Linked DNA regions of Homo sapiens: region 2 is linked to region 1. The links are chromatin loops, found by intact Hi-C in ENCODE. Cell type or tissue: Calu3. All regions are shown on one strand. Links, peaks and the distances in the headings refer to the core of each region. The heading gives the core; the rest is flanking DNA.

The links. Peaks named below come from ENCODE experiments on the same cell type or tissue, not always from the same donor. Only the 100,000 strongest peaks of a DNase experiment are listed, where the experiment ranks them.
Region 2: a loop joins it to region 1, with 2.6 times the contacts of the local background. A loop is called at or near these places in 6 of 110 quality-filtered maps.

The regions. Positions count from the first base shown.
Region 1 is chr18:23,223,420-23,231,095 of GRCh38, reverse strand. All of the region lies in intron 4 of CABLES1 (Cdk5 and Abl enzyme substrate 1), which reads right to left. Among named protein-coding and RNA genes, the nearest start is that of CABLES1, 92 kb to the right of the region's middle. RefSeq lists an enhancer at 4,344-4,443. In Calu3, for the core only: no CTCF peak of the experiment used is centred there; a DNase peak (open chromatin) is centred at 3,405.
Region 2 is chr18:23,277,838-23,285,513 of GRCh38, reverse strand. It overlaps a transcript of SLC35D4 not described here. Among named protein-coding and RNA genes, the nearest start is that of CABLES1, 150 kb to the right of the region's middle. RefSeq lists enhancers at 38-727, 728-1,419, 2,110-2,800. In Calu3, for the core only: no CTCF peak of the experiment used is centred there; DNase peaks (open chromatin) are centred at 1,313 and 3,233.

The DNA of each region.
Region 1 (7,676 bases), core at 841-5,840:
ATGTTTAAATTACAGGCCACTGCAGAGGGAGCAGCAGTGCAAGATTCTCCTAAGTCGGAAGGGAAATGACCATGGGGTCCATGATCAAATGGGACCCATGCCTTGCACCATCAGCACCCCAAGAACAGGGCTCCCAGCCATGATAAAGATTCGTAATTCACATCTGGCACAGAGCAGCAGATCTTTTTGCCTGGAGGGGTCACGGGGCGGGTGTGACAGTTTTGGCAGTGCTAGGGCAACCAAAGGAACAACAACCAGCATGTGTTCCCCAAATCCTAGGCATTACAGTAGGTTCCAGGCCCTTCTTTGCACAATACTGGAGATGGGGAGGGAGGAATGCCCAGTGAAAAGTGAGTCTCAATTTCCCCTCAGCCTTGTAGAAGGGGGGTTTACAGTTCATATTAAGTAGATTTAAAAAGAAGAAATGAGGTATTTCTTGTACGCCAAAGCTAGTCACACTTCAAAACTTCGCTGATACAGTAATAAATATCATCTCAGCTCTAGAACACTGACAGCTTCGTGATGGCAGAGGGCAACTTTTCCACGCTTTTCCTCCCTCAGATTCAGGGAGAGGTTATCACTAACTTCAGGGCTACCATTTTGCTGGCCTGGAATTAAGAGCATACACGTACAGGCGTGGGCATAGTCAGCCGTCCACAGAAAACAAAACAGATCTCATTTCTAACAATGTCAGTTTCTTATAGGTTTTTTTTGTTTTTGTTTTGAGATGGAGTCTTGCTCTGTCACCCAGGCTGGAGTGCAGTGGTGCGATCTCAGCTCACTGCAAGCTCCGCCTCCTGGGTTCATGCCATTCTCCTGCCTCAGCCTCCCGAGTAGCTGGGACTACAGGCGCCTGCCGCCATGCCCGGCTAATTTTTTGTATTTTTAGTAGAGACAGGGTTTCACCATATTAGCCAGGATGGTCTCGATCTCCTGACCTTGTGATCCGCCCGCCTGGCCTCCCAAAGTGCTGGGATTACAGGTGTGAGCCACCGCGCCTGGCCCTTCTCATAGCTTTTTAATTTGTATATGTTAAGACTCTTGGGATCTAAAAAATACATCTTTCACAAAGAGGCTGACAAACTTTTCCGGGTTCATTCTTCTTAGGTAAGGGCTCTGATCAATGTTGCTGGAATCTTTCTGATATTAACATGAAACATGAAATTGCTGTTCTTTGGTCGTACTTGACCCCCATAAACAGCAGTTTCACATTGTGCCACATAGCTTAACAGCTCAGGCAACTGCTCAGTCTTTATGTGTGAGTGAAAAGCAGGCAAGACCCATGGTCTTTGCTGTCCCTCTCTTTTGGAAGCCTAGAACGTTGGAGTTGCATGCAGAAAGGAACTCTGAATGGTGGAGATTCGCTCCAAAAGAATCTTTTAAAAACTCCAGTGAGAAAGAATGAAGCAGAAGTCCCAGTGGAGTGTGATGAAATCTTGGTATTTTCTAAGATCATTGTTCTGAATTCTCATTAAAATGGTATATTAAAAATAGAAATATCTGTTTGGCTGAAATGCCAGCACTAACTCTCCAGCACCAGGAAATAGAGCTAGAGAATGTCGAACTGCAGCTGAAAGTAATTAAAAGCAAACTGAAGTTGAAGTTTTCACTTTCTTTGAAAGAGCCAGATTTTTCCCAGACACATCTAGTGTTCAAATACTAATTTATTTTTTAATAATTTTTGAGATGGAGTTTTACTCTTGTTGCCTAGGCTGGAGTGCAGTGGTGCGATCTCGGCTCACTGCAACCTCTGCCTCCCAGGTTCAAGCGATTCTCCTGCCTCAGCCTCCCGAGTAGCTGGGATTACAGGCGCCTGCCACCACACCCGGGTAATTTTTGTATTTTTAGTAGAGATGGGGTTTCACCACGTTGGCCAGGTGGTCTTGAACCCCTGAACTCAGTTGATCCGCCCTCCTCAGCCTCCTAAAGTGCTGGGGTTGCAGCCGTGAGCCACCGTGCCTGGCCCTACTAATTTACTTATATTCCACTTCCTTTTAAAAATGGCATAGAGGCAAGTTCAAATACTACACATGAATATTGTCTAAAGTTGTGTATATTAGGTTAAAATGTTGCAGCTTTTACTCAGAGGTGAACACGGTTAGTCAGGTTATAGGAAGTGATCTCATTTCTACAGACACCCTAACTGAACTACTGGCAAGGAACTGTGGACGATGCAAGGTTGTCATTCCTTCTCTCTACAGTCCTGGGTAGCGCTGCAGCTTAGCCACATGTACCTAGAGGAGCTGCTTTCACATTCTGTGCAAGTTTGTGAACTTCTGCAGAGGCTGTAGGCAACAAGCACACTGAAAATCCAGCACAAAGATATATACTTTTTTTTTTTTTTTTTTTAAACAAAGGCTGACATTTAAAACTGGCCCACGGGGGTGGGGGAGTGGGAGTGACTGGAGGGGGTAAAAGGGAGGGACTCAGAAGATGGGGGTGGGGATTAAAACAGGAGGTAAAAGCACATTTGGGGAGACAGCCAAGCAGCAGTTATACCGTTAAGCAATGAGCAGAAAAACAGGCTGGTTCATTTTGGGAGTGTAAACTCATCCTTCATAGGATGGCACCAAAATTAATTTAATGTAGCTCTCCTTGAATGCCTGTAATTTCACTGTTAGAAACCCCTGGACCCCTGTCTTAGTTTTGGCTTCTTCAGCACAAAGCACACATGCACAGCTGTGGAGTCACCTGATCAAAGCAGGTGGCTAATCTAGCTATCTTGGGGCCAAAGGGGAATACCTAGGTCATTATTAATCATAAAACGGCCGACTCTGGACTTCATCTTTTGTAAAAGGCAAAATGATTTTTAGTTTCCTCTTCTGTGGCTCCCTGGCAGAGGCCCAGCCAGCTGCTCACTGAGCCATAATGCATGAAACAGATTCTGACAGGAAAACAAGATTCCCTATTAGATAACAAGAAGTTCAAGCTATGGCCCTTTCCTCAGGGAGCATGATCAATGAACTAATTAATATTACTCTCTTAAAAAAAGACAAGACTTAAATATCTAACACCTGGAAACTAGATGGAAAAAGTGTGATCCAATTAACTAGGTTCCAAGGCTTTCTGCTTCCAAAATGGAGTGGTCCTGACTTCTCTCCACCATCCTTTCTCTAATGGTGCTCTAAGCCCAAGAACTTGGAACACCTGCCAGGAGCTCCACTAGGCGCTAGCTCTTCAAAGGACAACAATAGGTTGAACACTTTGATGTGTCAATAATTTAAAAGCCAATTAAATATTAACAGGATTTCCAGACCCTTCAAAGAGAATAAGGAGTGAGAGATTTCCTGCACCTAAAGCAAAGCCTGAAAGCTGGATTACGAAAGGAAATACCACTTGTGAGCTAAATTTTAATTAAGAGATTACACATGGGCCGGAAGTCGACGACACAAGTCTTCCCCTTAGCTTAAGAGTCCCGTTTGTTGCCCTTCCGATACAGTGCAGCTGCCATCTTGGACCAGGCCTGCTTGCTGACATCAAGCAGAAGGTGCCTCCAGAGTTCAGAGACAATGGAACAGGGTCCACAGTTGATGGACAAAAGTGAAGTCAAAAGCAGCTTTTAGTCTAGAAGTCCCTTCCCACTCCCACTCAGGACTCCATCGATAAGCCATAAGCCATCCCCTGCAAGGGCAACTGGCAGACAATGAAGGGGTCTTAACGTAGCTTATGACCAAATCTTTGTCTAAAGGCAGCTCCTATAAACAGCCAGATAATGGCATGAGTCATCCATGAGATCATTCCAGAATCTGTCTCTGTGTGGGAATATGCTTGGTGTGAGGAAAGAAACACAATTTGTGAATGTGTAATTTTCCACAACAAAAATTTTCTGGGGAAAGTGGGTGGGGAGGAAGGGGGCATGGGCCTGGAGCCAGGCAGGGAGCATTTAGGCTTGAAGGCTCTAAGAATAGAAGACGCTGTTCTCTGTGTCGCAAAATGATCAACACTCAGGAAATGGACCCAAGCGGATGACCTCATCTGAATGCCCCCAATGCCAAAAGTTAAGGATATAAACACCATGTGGAAGCTGTTGACAATTTAAAAACACACCCCCCAGAGGCACCTTGCAACTCCACTGGGAAGCCATCTTCTTCATCACATGGTCTCTGATGCATCTGTAGTAAGTAAGTGACTCCTGCGACTATCATACAGTCAAGTATGGTTATCTTAAGGGGTGTGAACCTACACACACATCACAGAAACTCTTTTTGCTGGAATCATCTAGTTTGGTGATTTCACATAACCTCCAATCTCAAGTTTACTAGGTTCTCTCCTACTTTCTTCTGGTCGGATCCATGTGTACAGAAATACCAACCCACATCCAGATCTCAGGAAGTAAAGAGCACTTGGTGGCTGGTGTCGGTTCCCTTATGCATAGGGACAATTCTAGGACTAGTTCTCCATACAACACCTGCAGTCTCTCACTCACCAGTGGGTCGTGCTCTAGAAGCTCCTGGGCTGGCAAGTTGGAACTCAGAATGCATTTTTCATTGATGCAGTAAGTGGAGATTAGCCTACCCAAGGCTCTCTGAGCCTATAATGTAACTGAATCAGCCCAAAAGCAAAAACAAGAGCTCGGGTCATAGAAGCAAAAGGTCAGAGGGTGTATGAGGGTAAAAAAATAGGAGGAAGTTGAGTCTCTCCTCTTGGTTTCCTGGTCCAGGCTTGACCCTCAGGAACTTTTTTTTTTTTTTTTTGAGATGAAGTCTCACTCTGTTGCCCAAGCTGGAGTGCAATGGCACGATCTTGGCTCACTGCAACCTCCACTTCTCAGGTTCAAGCAATTCTCCTGCCTCAGCCTCCCGAGTAGCTGGGACTACGGGCACATGCCACCATGCCCGGCTAATTTTTGTAATTTTAGTAGAGATGGGGTGTCACTATGTTGGCCAGGCTGGTCTTGAACTCCTGACCTTGTGATCCGCCCACCTCGGTCTCCCAAAGTACTGGGATTACAGGCATGAGCCACTGTGCCCAGCTGAGTAACACTTTAAAGGTCAAGTTTGTATTATTTCACCTTCTTCTCTGAACTTCCCTTTCCTTCTTAGGACTCCAGGACCCTTTCCCCTAAGCTATTCCTGTTTTTCACAATTCCTTCCCTCTCTCTACATGTAAATCCATAAATTCCTTTGCAGGGCCCAGGTTTCCCACTCCTGGCCCTATGGCGGTGGCACAGTAGCCCACAATGGGGGCTGGAAAGCGAGGGGAAGAGAAGTGGTCTTGGATAGAAGTGTTGGACAAGCTGTTTACTAAGTGGGGTCTGCCTATTTAGGAAAGTTGAGAAAGTTGCTTGCAACTCATTTTGTGAGCTGAGGGTCACCAAGCCAAACCACAAATCCACACTAGAAAAGAGAAGGCCGTGACTAATGTGGATAAAAGGCAGAAAGATTCAGGCTGGCCTTGGCAAGTGTTAGTTGAGGAAAAAGGAGCTGGTTTAAGGCTGGGACTCTTCCCAGAAAATGGCATAATTTACAAGCTTCATCTGAGAAGAGTGTTTACAGCTATGGGAAGGTTTGATGTTACAGTTACAGTGAAAAAGCTGGGCAACATCTGTTCCTCTTCTCTGTAATGGGCTTGTTTTGAAAGGTAGGATTTAGCAAGAAAGATCAAAGCAAAACAATGGTCTCCTCACGTTCCATAAAGTGTATGCATTAAGAAAAAAAAAAAAGACTGGAAGGAAATAGACCAAAATGTAAATGGTGGCTTTGTTTAGGAGGTGAGGCTCAATAATTGTTATCTTCCTTTTACTTTTATACATTTTTCAAATAGTCTTTAAGAAACATGTACTATTGAGGAAAAAAAGACTGAATAAAAGCAGATCTCAAGGTGAATCCATTATTTGTAGAATTGCACCACTGACAAACTCACTGTGAACCTGACTGGGAACTGCTAAGTTCAAGTAGATCTAGAAAGAGCAACATAATAGCTCTGTGATGGCCGGGCACGGTGGCTCACACCTGTAATCCCAGCACTTTAGAAGGCCGAGGTGGGAGGATGGCTTGAGCCCAGGATTTTGAGACCAGCCTGGGCAGCATGGTGAAACCCGACTCTACAAAAAATACAAAAATTAGCTGGGCGTGGTGGTGCATGCCTGTCATCCCAGCTACGCAGGAAGCTGAGGTAGGAGGATCGCTTGAGCCTGGGAGGTCAAGGCTGCAGTGAGCTGAGATTGCACTACTGCACTCCAGCCTGGGCAATACAGTGAGACCTTTCTCAAAAAGAAAGAAAAAGAAGGCCGGGTGCGGTGGCTCACGCCTGTAATCCCAGTACTTTGGGAGGCTGAGACAGGCAGATCACGAGGTCAGGAGATCGAGACCATCCTGGCTAGCATGGTGAAACCCCGTCTCTACTAAAAATACAAAAAAATTAGCCGGGTGTAGTGGCGGGCACCTGTAATCCCAGCTACTCAGGAGGCTGTGGCAGGAGAATGGCGTGAACCCAGGAGGCGGAGCTTGCAGTGAGCCGAGACCCCGCCAGTGCACTCCAGCCTGAGCAACTGAGAGAGACTCTGTCTCCAAAAAAAAAAAAAAAAAAAAAAAAGCTCTGTGACTGGACAAAAATGGAAGTGAAACTAATGCTTAATGAATATCTACTACAGCTTTCACATATAATATTTCATTTACTATTTCATTCATCTCCCTGAGGTGGACATTATAGTCCTTTTACGGAGGAGTGAAGCTGGGGTCAGTAAGGCTAGTTCATTTCCCAGGACTGAGGCTTCTGCCTGCCAGCTCGTTCCCAAGCACCACACTGCCTCCCTGGCCGCCGGTGCCCATGGGTACACGACAGCAAGGATGGGTAAGGGCTGTGGTTTTCCTAATGGAGGCACCAAAGGAGGTGGATGGCAGGAGTGGGGATGAATGGGCTACTTGTGCCCATTCCTGATTCTCCAGAAGAGCTCTCTGTTTAGCTGTTTTATTTATTGGAATTCTATGTAAACTGATACTGGAAGAATGGCTTCTTCAGCTTAAAAAAAAAAAAAAAAAAGTGGAAGCCGACAGTCTCCAAGTTCCTTCCAGCTTTAAAAGACTATATTTGAGCTGAAGAGTGCTCCTTACTACGGAACTCATTTTTGGTCTGGCATTACCTTTACCTTAACTATCTTCCACTTCACATACCCTTTAATGAATTAGCTCAGGGCCACCCCAAGCAGAAGTGGCCGTGCAATCTATCCCTGGTAATGATTAGTGGGACTCTGGGATCAACAGCTGTGTTATTTGAAAGGCGTGGGCACAACCCATACCCAGTCTTTATTCAATGCATGCCAGTAAGTCCTGACAGCTTCCTAACACATGCACCTGATTAGAGATGGCCATGCTGGGCTTCAGAAGGGCCTGGCAATAAGGAGTAGATTGTGTGTGGATGAGTGCGGGTGGGTGGTGGCGGAGAGGATGCAGGCAGGGGCTTCAGTCCACCCTAGACACAGAGAGGGGCTCCAGGGACAGGATAGAGCATCCCACTCTCTACAGAACCGAGCTTGGGAAAAATGCCCCCCCGCCAACTTTTTTTTTTTTTTTTTTTTCTGAGACGGAGTCTCATTCTGTTGCCCAGGCTGGAATGCAATGGCGAGATCTCGGCTCACTGCAACCTCCACCTCCCGGGCTCAAGAGATTCTCCTGCCTCAGCCTCCCGAGTAGCTGTGATTTCAGGCGCCTGCCAGTACGTCCGGCTAATTTTTTGTA
Region 2 (7,676 bases), core at 1,170-6,169, 54 kb before region 1:
TTACGACAAGAATTATTTAGAACTTGTAGGATGGAAAAATTGAAAGTGCCGTTTTCTGGCTATTTGGAACTACTGTCCAGTTTGTCTCGGGGTCAAGCGGCATTTCAGAAGAAAATAAGACGCTTAGATTTTAGGTCAGGCGAGAGTTGAAGAGGTTTTAAGTTCTTAAGAACACAGGCTAAGGGAGAAGAAGGAGGAATGGAAGGTGGAAGGTTGCCTATAGTGAAGGAGGCAAGTTTAAAGAGAAGGGTAGAGACATGGAGGGAAGGGGTTCAGGGGTTCTTACCCTCCAGAAAAGCAGGACAGGGGTCGGGGCATGGAAATAAGGGGTTGGGGCACAGATAAGAGGTCGGGGTGCGGAAATAAGGGATCGGGGCACAGAGATAAGAGGTCAGGGCTCCTGCCCCTCCCCCAGAAAAGCAGGACTTGCCACTAAGGGTGAAGTCTGGATGTGTGCAGGTCACAGGGGATATGATGGCTTAGCTTAGGCTCAGAGGTCTGACAGTATCAGTATCATTTTGTTGAGGAGACAGACACAGGAGGTCAGCACCTTCCTGAAGGTCCTTGGCTGGCTAGAGGGGCCACCTGCCCACGCATCCCCTGCCTCTTAACTCTCACAGCATTCTGCCTCCCCAACAGGAGGCTGGGGTTTGGAAAGGCTGAGTAGACAGGACCAAGTCAGAGGTGGAGAAGACCAATCATGTTCCAGGAATGAGAGGGAAGGTAGGTGGCACCAGCCAGGGGTATGATTGAGTGTAGGGACGGGAAATAACATTTGCCAGTGTGGTTAATGGAAAAACCAAACTCTGTAAAATGTTTTAAAGAGGTTTATTCTGAGTCAATATGAGTGACTAGGCCTTGGGAGCAGCCTCAAGGGGTCCTGAGAAAGCGATCCCAAGGCAGTTGGGTTACAGTTTGGTTTTATATACATTATAGGGAGACAGATGTTACAGGCAAAGATAAAAACCAGTACATGGGAGGTATTCATTGGTTTGACCAGAAAGGTAGGACAACTCGGAGCAGGGACTTACAGGTCATAGGTAGATTCAAAGATTTTCTGATTGGCAACCCGTTGAAAGAGTTAAGCTTTGTCCCAAGACTTGAAGTCAGTAGAAAGAAATGCTTGCATTAAGATAAGGGGAATTGTGGGGGTCCAGATTCTTGTTATGTAGATGAAGCCTCATAGGTAGCAGGCTTCAGAGAGAATAGATGGTGAAAGTCTATTCTCTTTCACCTACTGGGTACATTCCCAGGAGGCCAGGCATTCTTAGTCACAGGATGAGTCAGGAGGGCAGCACAAGATACAGGTCACAAGGACTTTATTGATTAGACAGGATGCTGTAAAGAAGCTGACCAAAACCCACCAAAACCAAGGTGGCAATGAAAGTGACCTTTGGTTGTCCTCACTGCTCGTTATACTCTAATTATAATACATTAGCATGCTAAAACACACTCTCACCAGCACTGTGACAGTTTACAAATGCAATGGCAACGTCAGGAAGTTACCCTATATGGTCTAAAAGGGGAGGAACCTTCAGTGCTGGGGGAATTGCCCATCTCTTTCCTGAAAGACTCATGAATAATCCACCTTTTGTTTAGCATATAATCAAGAAGTAACTATAAGTATACTCAGTTGAGCAGCCCATACCACTGCTCTGTCTATGGAGTAGCCATTCTTTTATTCCTTTCCTTTTTTTTTTTTTTTGAGATGGAGTCTTGCTCTGTCTCCCAGGCTGGAGTGCAGTGGCACAATCTTGACTCAATGCAACCTCCGCCTCCCAGGCTCAAGTGATTCTCCTGCCTCAGCCTCCTGAGTAGCTGGGATTACAGGCATGCGCCACCACACCTGGCTAATTTTGTATTTTTAGTAGAGACGGGGTTTCTCCAGGTTGGTCGGACTGGACTCGAACTCCTGACCTCAGGTGATCCGCCCACCTCAGCCTCCCAAAGTGCTGGGATTAGAGGCGTGAGCCACTGTGCCTAGCCTACTTTCTTTTCTTTCTTTTCTTTTCTTTCTTTCTTTTTTTTTTTTTTTTTTTTTTGAGACTGGGTCTCTCTGTGTTGTCCAGGCTGGAGCAGTGGTGCAGTCTCGGCTCACTGCAGCTTCAACCTCCCCAGCTCAAGCGATCCTCCCACCTCAGCCTCCTGAGTAGCTGGGACATGCACCACCATGCCTGGCTAATTTTTGTATTTTTTTTGTAGGGATAGGGTCTCACTCAGGCTGGTCTCCAACTCCTGAGCTCAAGCAATCCTCCCACGTTGGCCTCCCAAAGTACTGGGGTTACAGGTGTGAGCCACTACGCCCGGCCTTCCTTTACTTTCTTAAACTTGCTTTCACTTTATGCACTTGCCCCGAATTATTTTTTGCGTGATGTCCAAGAACACCCTCTTGGAGTCTGGATGAGGACCCCTGTCTGGTAACATTACAATCTCTGTTTTAATGTGAATGCTGGTCAGTTACACCTGAATTCCAAAAGGTAGGGGGTATAACAAGGTGTGTCAGACCTCTTTTCCAGCCATGGCTGGGAATTCAGTTTCTCAGGTTTCTCGGGGGTCCCCTCAGTCAGTTGGAGGGCTTAGGATGTTATTTTTGATTTACAGCACCCACCATGCACAGTGCAGGTGCCCCCTATCTGTATGTCACCTACTCATGACCCTTAAGGGGCCAGCACACAGATGAGGCCTGCGAGCCCCTGACAGGGCAGGACACTTCCCCAGGGTCATGCATTCTGCATTTCTAAGCCAAGATTCTAAAGCGGCTTCCAAAACCAGCCCTCCCTCTCACCTCCCCATGTGCCAAGTTGTTCCTGGGCATTGCCCCCCACTCCCACCCCTACCCTGGGGTCACTGGGTTGTGGACAAACCAGAGGAGACAAGCTCCCCACAGACAGCCCTCACTTGGGGGCCCCAGGGTACTGGTGCTTGGCCCAGGCGTTGGCTGCCTGCAGGGCAGCTCCGGATCCTCGGACCCAACAGCAAACCACTGGGGAGGCCAAGCCATTCTGCGGCTTGCACAAGGCTCCCTCTATTCTGGAAACATCTCAGAGATGGCAGACATTCCGTGCTCCCCAGTGAGCCGAGCGAATCTTTGCTCCTGCTGTCAGCTGATTTTCAGTGGCCGGACTCGCAGTGGTTTACCGTTAGTAAAACAAACAATGGCATATAAACCTAGGCCAGTTCTATCCAGGATCAACTGGGGGGGAGTCTGAAGGAACTCCCCTGCCACCCAACTTCCTTGGCAGCAGAGGGTAAAGTCTCATTTAAGCAGTTGCCTGAGGCAAAAGGAATATTTGAGTCATTGATTTCCTGCTCTCTGTGAAAGGCCCGCAGGATTAGCAAAGGCAAAGTGTCTGCACATGTGTCTTCGTGCCCTGATTGAGCCTCGGGGAGCCGCGGAGGCCCTTGGGATTTCAGGAGTCAGTGCAGGCACCACTCACCTGGGCCAGTTGATTTGCATGGCAAATAGAAGTTAAGTGGAGCTGTTAATGAAAAGGGCTCCTCTAAGTGGGAGATGGAACCAGGGTTCTGTCCCAGGCATTCTCACTATCCTGGAAAGTGATTACAATCAGCCGTTCATTTATTTCCTCATTCCTTCTTTCATCAGATACAGATTGGATGCCCACTGGGTGCTGGTCTTTGTTACAGACGTCTCTGCTTTGTCTAGGAGGGCTGTTCTGCCACCTGGCCAAAGCAGCCACTCCTGTTGCTGGAGGCTGCAGGCCCATTGCACTGAGTTGTCCTCGAGGCAAAATCTCTCTGGTTCTGGCAGAAACAACTCTGGTGACTTTCTTTGTGATTGTAGACTTAAAGCAAACACACGCTCCCTGTTCTCAGGGAGGCCCTGTGTCTTCTTAGACACACAGAGATTTTTAAAAAATAACAGCTTTGGCCAGGCATGGTGGCTCACTCCTGTAATCTCAGCATTTGGGGAGGCCACGGCAGGCAGATTGCTTGAGCTCAGGAGTTCAAGGCGTCTGGGTAACCTGGTGAAACTCCGTTTCTACTAAAAATAAAAATAAAAAAATTAGTTGGGCGTGGTTGTGCACGCCTGTGGTCCCAGCTATTTGGGAGGCTGAGGTGGGAGGATCAGTCAAGTCCAGGAGGTCAAGGCTGCAGTGAGCTCTGTTTGTGCCACTGCACTCCATCCTGGGTGACAGAACAAGATCTTGTCTCAAAAAAAAGTAAAATAAATAAATAACAGCTTCATAGAAATATAATTCACATGCCCTAAGATGTACCCATTTGAAGTGTACAATTCAGTACACTTTAAATTCAGTAGTTTTTAGTGTATTCACAGAATTCTGCAACCGTTATCACTATCTAATTGTAGAACATTTTCTTCACCTCAAAAAGAACCCCCATACCCATTGTCATCCCACCCTCCTCCCCTCCACTGACCTAGGCAGCCACAAATCCACTTTCTGTCTCTATGGATTGGCCTGTTCTGGAGATTTCATATGCACGGGATTGTGCAATGTGTGGGCTTTTGTGTTAGGCTGAGGTTTTTAAGTGGTTCATGTACCTCTATTAAAAGCTGCCTTCCCTACCTGGGGGTGGGGAGAGGCGTGGGTGGGAGTCCTCCACGCAGGGCATGGAAAAATTGGGGGTGGGACTCAGGGACCCTGGAAGCTGGAGATAGGTGAGGGAGCTCCAGAAGAGGAGACGGGGGGGCATGGTCAACACTCTTCCAGAAACCTGGTGGCCAGGTTTAAGTTTTATTTTTCAGCTACTGCCCTATGTTATCCTCAGGCCTTTAGTACAGTCTGTTATGCACAACAGTCTCCTGTTGCCTGTGGCCTGTGCTTTGGGGAATAAAGGGTCCGGGTTCCATTTTGTGGTGAAGTTGGACAGGGGAGAGTAAAGTGGTCAGCACTGTGAGGTGGCCCCACTTTAAGCTTTCAGCTCTTGGCAGCTGTCCTCTTCTCCCCAAAGATCTTGAAGATACAGCCAAGTCAAAATTGTTGTATCGTGTTCACGTGTGTAGCAACTACTTCTGAAATATCCACTCTAGGGAAGCGTTCTCTCCTGGCAGAAGATTACAGATATGGCTGGTAGAGGAAGCCACTCTGACAGGACAGATTCAGGTGCACACAGGACATGAGGAAGGGAACCAGGGGACAGAGTGGAGAGTGGCCCTGACAGCTGCCGGCCTCAGCCTCAGTACCCAGCCACAGCCTTGGTCTCACAGTGGAGACCGTTAATAACCTCGCCCCAGGGCAGGAGCAGACCCAATGGACAGAGGTCTCAGAAAGCAGTCTGCTTGTGCTGGGCTTGGTCCCCACCTGTGCAGTCGGCTGCGCGCACACACGCCCACCCCAGCCGAGGCCCGTCTGCAAGCACAAGCTCAGCCCCGCTGCCTGCAGTGCAGGGTCTGGTGCATGGCTCTGGGCCCTGTGCACAAATGCCCATTGCTTATCAGCATGCACTTCTTCCTCTTCCTGAATGGATTCATTTCCTAGGGCTGCCGTAACAAAGAACTATAAACTTGGTAGCTTCAACAACAGAAATTGACTGGGCGCAGTGACTCACACCTGTAATCCCAGCACTTTAGGAGGCCAAGGTGGGAGGATCGCTTGAGCCCAGGAGTTCAAGACTAGCCTGGGCAACAGACATAGTAAGATCCTGTCTCTATTTAAGGGGAAAAAATACATGTGTGTGTATGTGTGTGTATATATGTATATATGTGTGTGTGTGAGATATTAAATATATTTTACACATATATATGTCTCTCTATATAACAACAGAAATTTATTATTACTACAGTTCTGGAGGCTGACAGTCTAAATTCAAGGCCTCAGCAGGGCTAATTCCTTCTGAGGTCTGTGAGGGAGGGGTCTTTCCAGGCTTGTCTCCTTGCCTTGTAGATGTCTGTTTCCTCCCTGTGTCTTCATGTTGTCTTCCTTCTCTGTGTGCCTGTATCTGTGTCCTATTTTCCCCTTCATAGAACTAGGTTTCCACCTTAAGGACCTCATTTTAACTTGATTACCTCCATAAAGACCTTATCTCCAAATAAGGTCACATTCGGAGGTACTGGGAGTTAGGACTCCAGCATATATTTTTAGGGGACTCATAGCACTCAGTAGCAGAAGTCTGATTTTATTTAAGAGGCTATGTATCCAGCTAACAGATTGCCTTTCCCAGCATCCCTTGCAGCCCATGCTGTTTATATGAACAAGTTCTGACTGATGAGATATAAGCAGAAGTTGATGGGGGAGATGTTGGGGACAGTTGCGTAGAAGAGTCTCAGATAGGTAGAAGAGGCCCTTTTCTCTATCTTCTTCCTGCTTCTCACCTGGATTTGAAGATGTGATAGCTAGAGTTCTAGCATCCATCTTGGGCCTTGAGGCAAGTTTGAAGTTGGAAGCTGTGGTCTAAGGATAGTGGAGCAGAAGCTGAAGGAGCCTGAATCTCTGTGAAGACAAAGGCACTGCCAGATCAGCCAGACGACCCACCTCCAACCCTTTCTCCTTTTCTTCTTTTTTAATTTTTTTTTTTTTTTTTGAGATGGGGTCTTGCTCTGTCACCCAAGCTGGAGTGCAGTGGCACAGTCACAGCTCACGGCAGCCTCAAACTCCCAGGCTCAAGCAATCCTCCCAACCCAGCCTCTGAGTAGCTGTTACCACAGGTGAGCCCCACCACACCCGGCTAATATTTTTTTCGTTTTAATTTTAGTAGAGTTGAGATCTCACCATGTTGCCCAGGCTGGCCTCGAACTCCTGAGCTCAAGCGATCCTTTCACCTCGGCCTCCCAAAGTGCTGGATTATAGGCTTGAGTCTCCACACCCAGCCCTAATTTTCTTAATGATAAAAATGGGAGTTATAATACCATGGCTACTTAGATCATGCTAGACATGATTTCACGCGTAGCATTTAGCACCAGCCTCAGCACCTGTCGGAAATGACAGCCATTATTAGTTTGATTACTAATTTATAGTAGTTATAGCCCCTAAGAAACGATGGGTTACAGTAATTATAGCTCCCAGGAAATATAGGATTATAACCCCCAGGAAATGATGGCCATGAATAGTTTGATGACTACACTTCCTAGTAAATTGCTATTCTGCTCCTGGTGTGACACTACACTGACTTCTGAAAGCCAGACTTTTGCTTTTACCAAAGACCAAGTCTCTGACTTATATGCATTGTGTTCATTAAGCTCCCATTGTATTCTCTGCCTTCTTTTGGTCTTGAGAACCTCATCAGCACATGTAGTCCCTAGGTTGTGTGGGTTCCAATTCCCTTCCAGGCGCCTTCTGGGAGGGTTCAGCCTTCTGTACTCAGCCAGGGCACCAGATAAGTCAGGTTGCGGGAGTATGTGGGGCTCTACATTCTGCCCAGTGGTTTTGATCAGTGGAAGAGGGTCTTCCCAAGAAGAGAGTAGGAAATCAATTGATTGGAAAGATAGACCCATTTTTCCTCCCTTCCCTGTGCCCATGCCATTTGCAATGTGATGAAGCCATTCCCCCACTGCTTGGACTTGGGCTAGCCTCCTGACTTGCTTTGGCCAATAAACACAGTAGAAGTGGTACTGCCCGTTTTGGAGTCTAGACCTTAAGAAGTGTTGTATATTCCACATGTTCTATTGGACTTCTGCTTTGATGAGGACTCCATCTTTGATCCAACTTTAGACAGACTCCTCTGAGCCCTCCTCCTCGGAGCCCCAAGGCCTTGTCCTT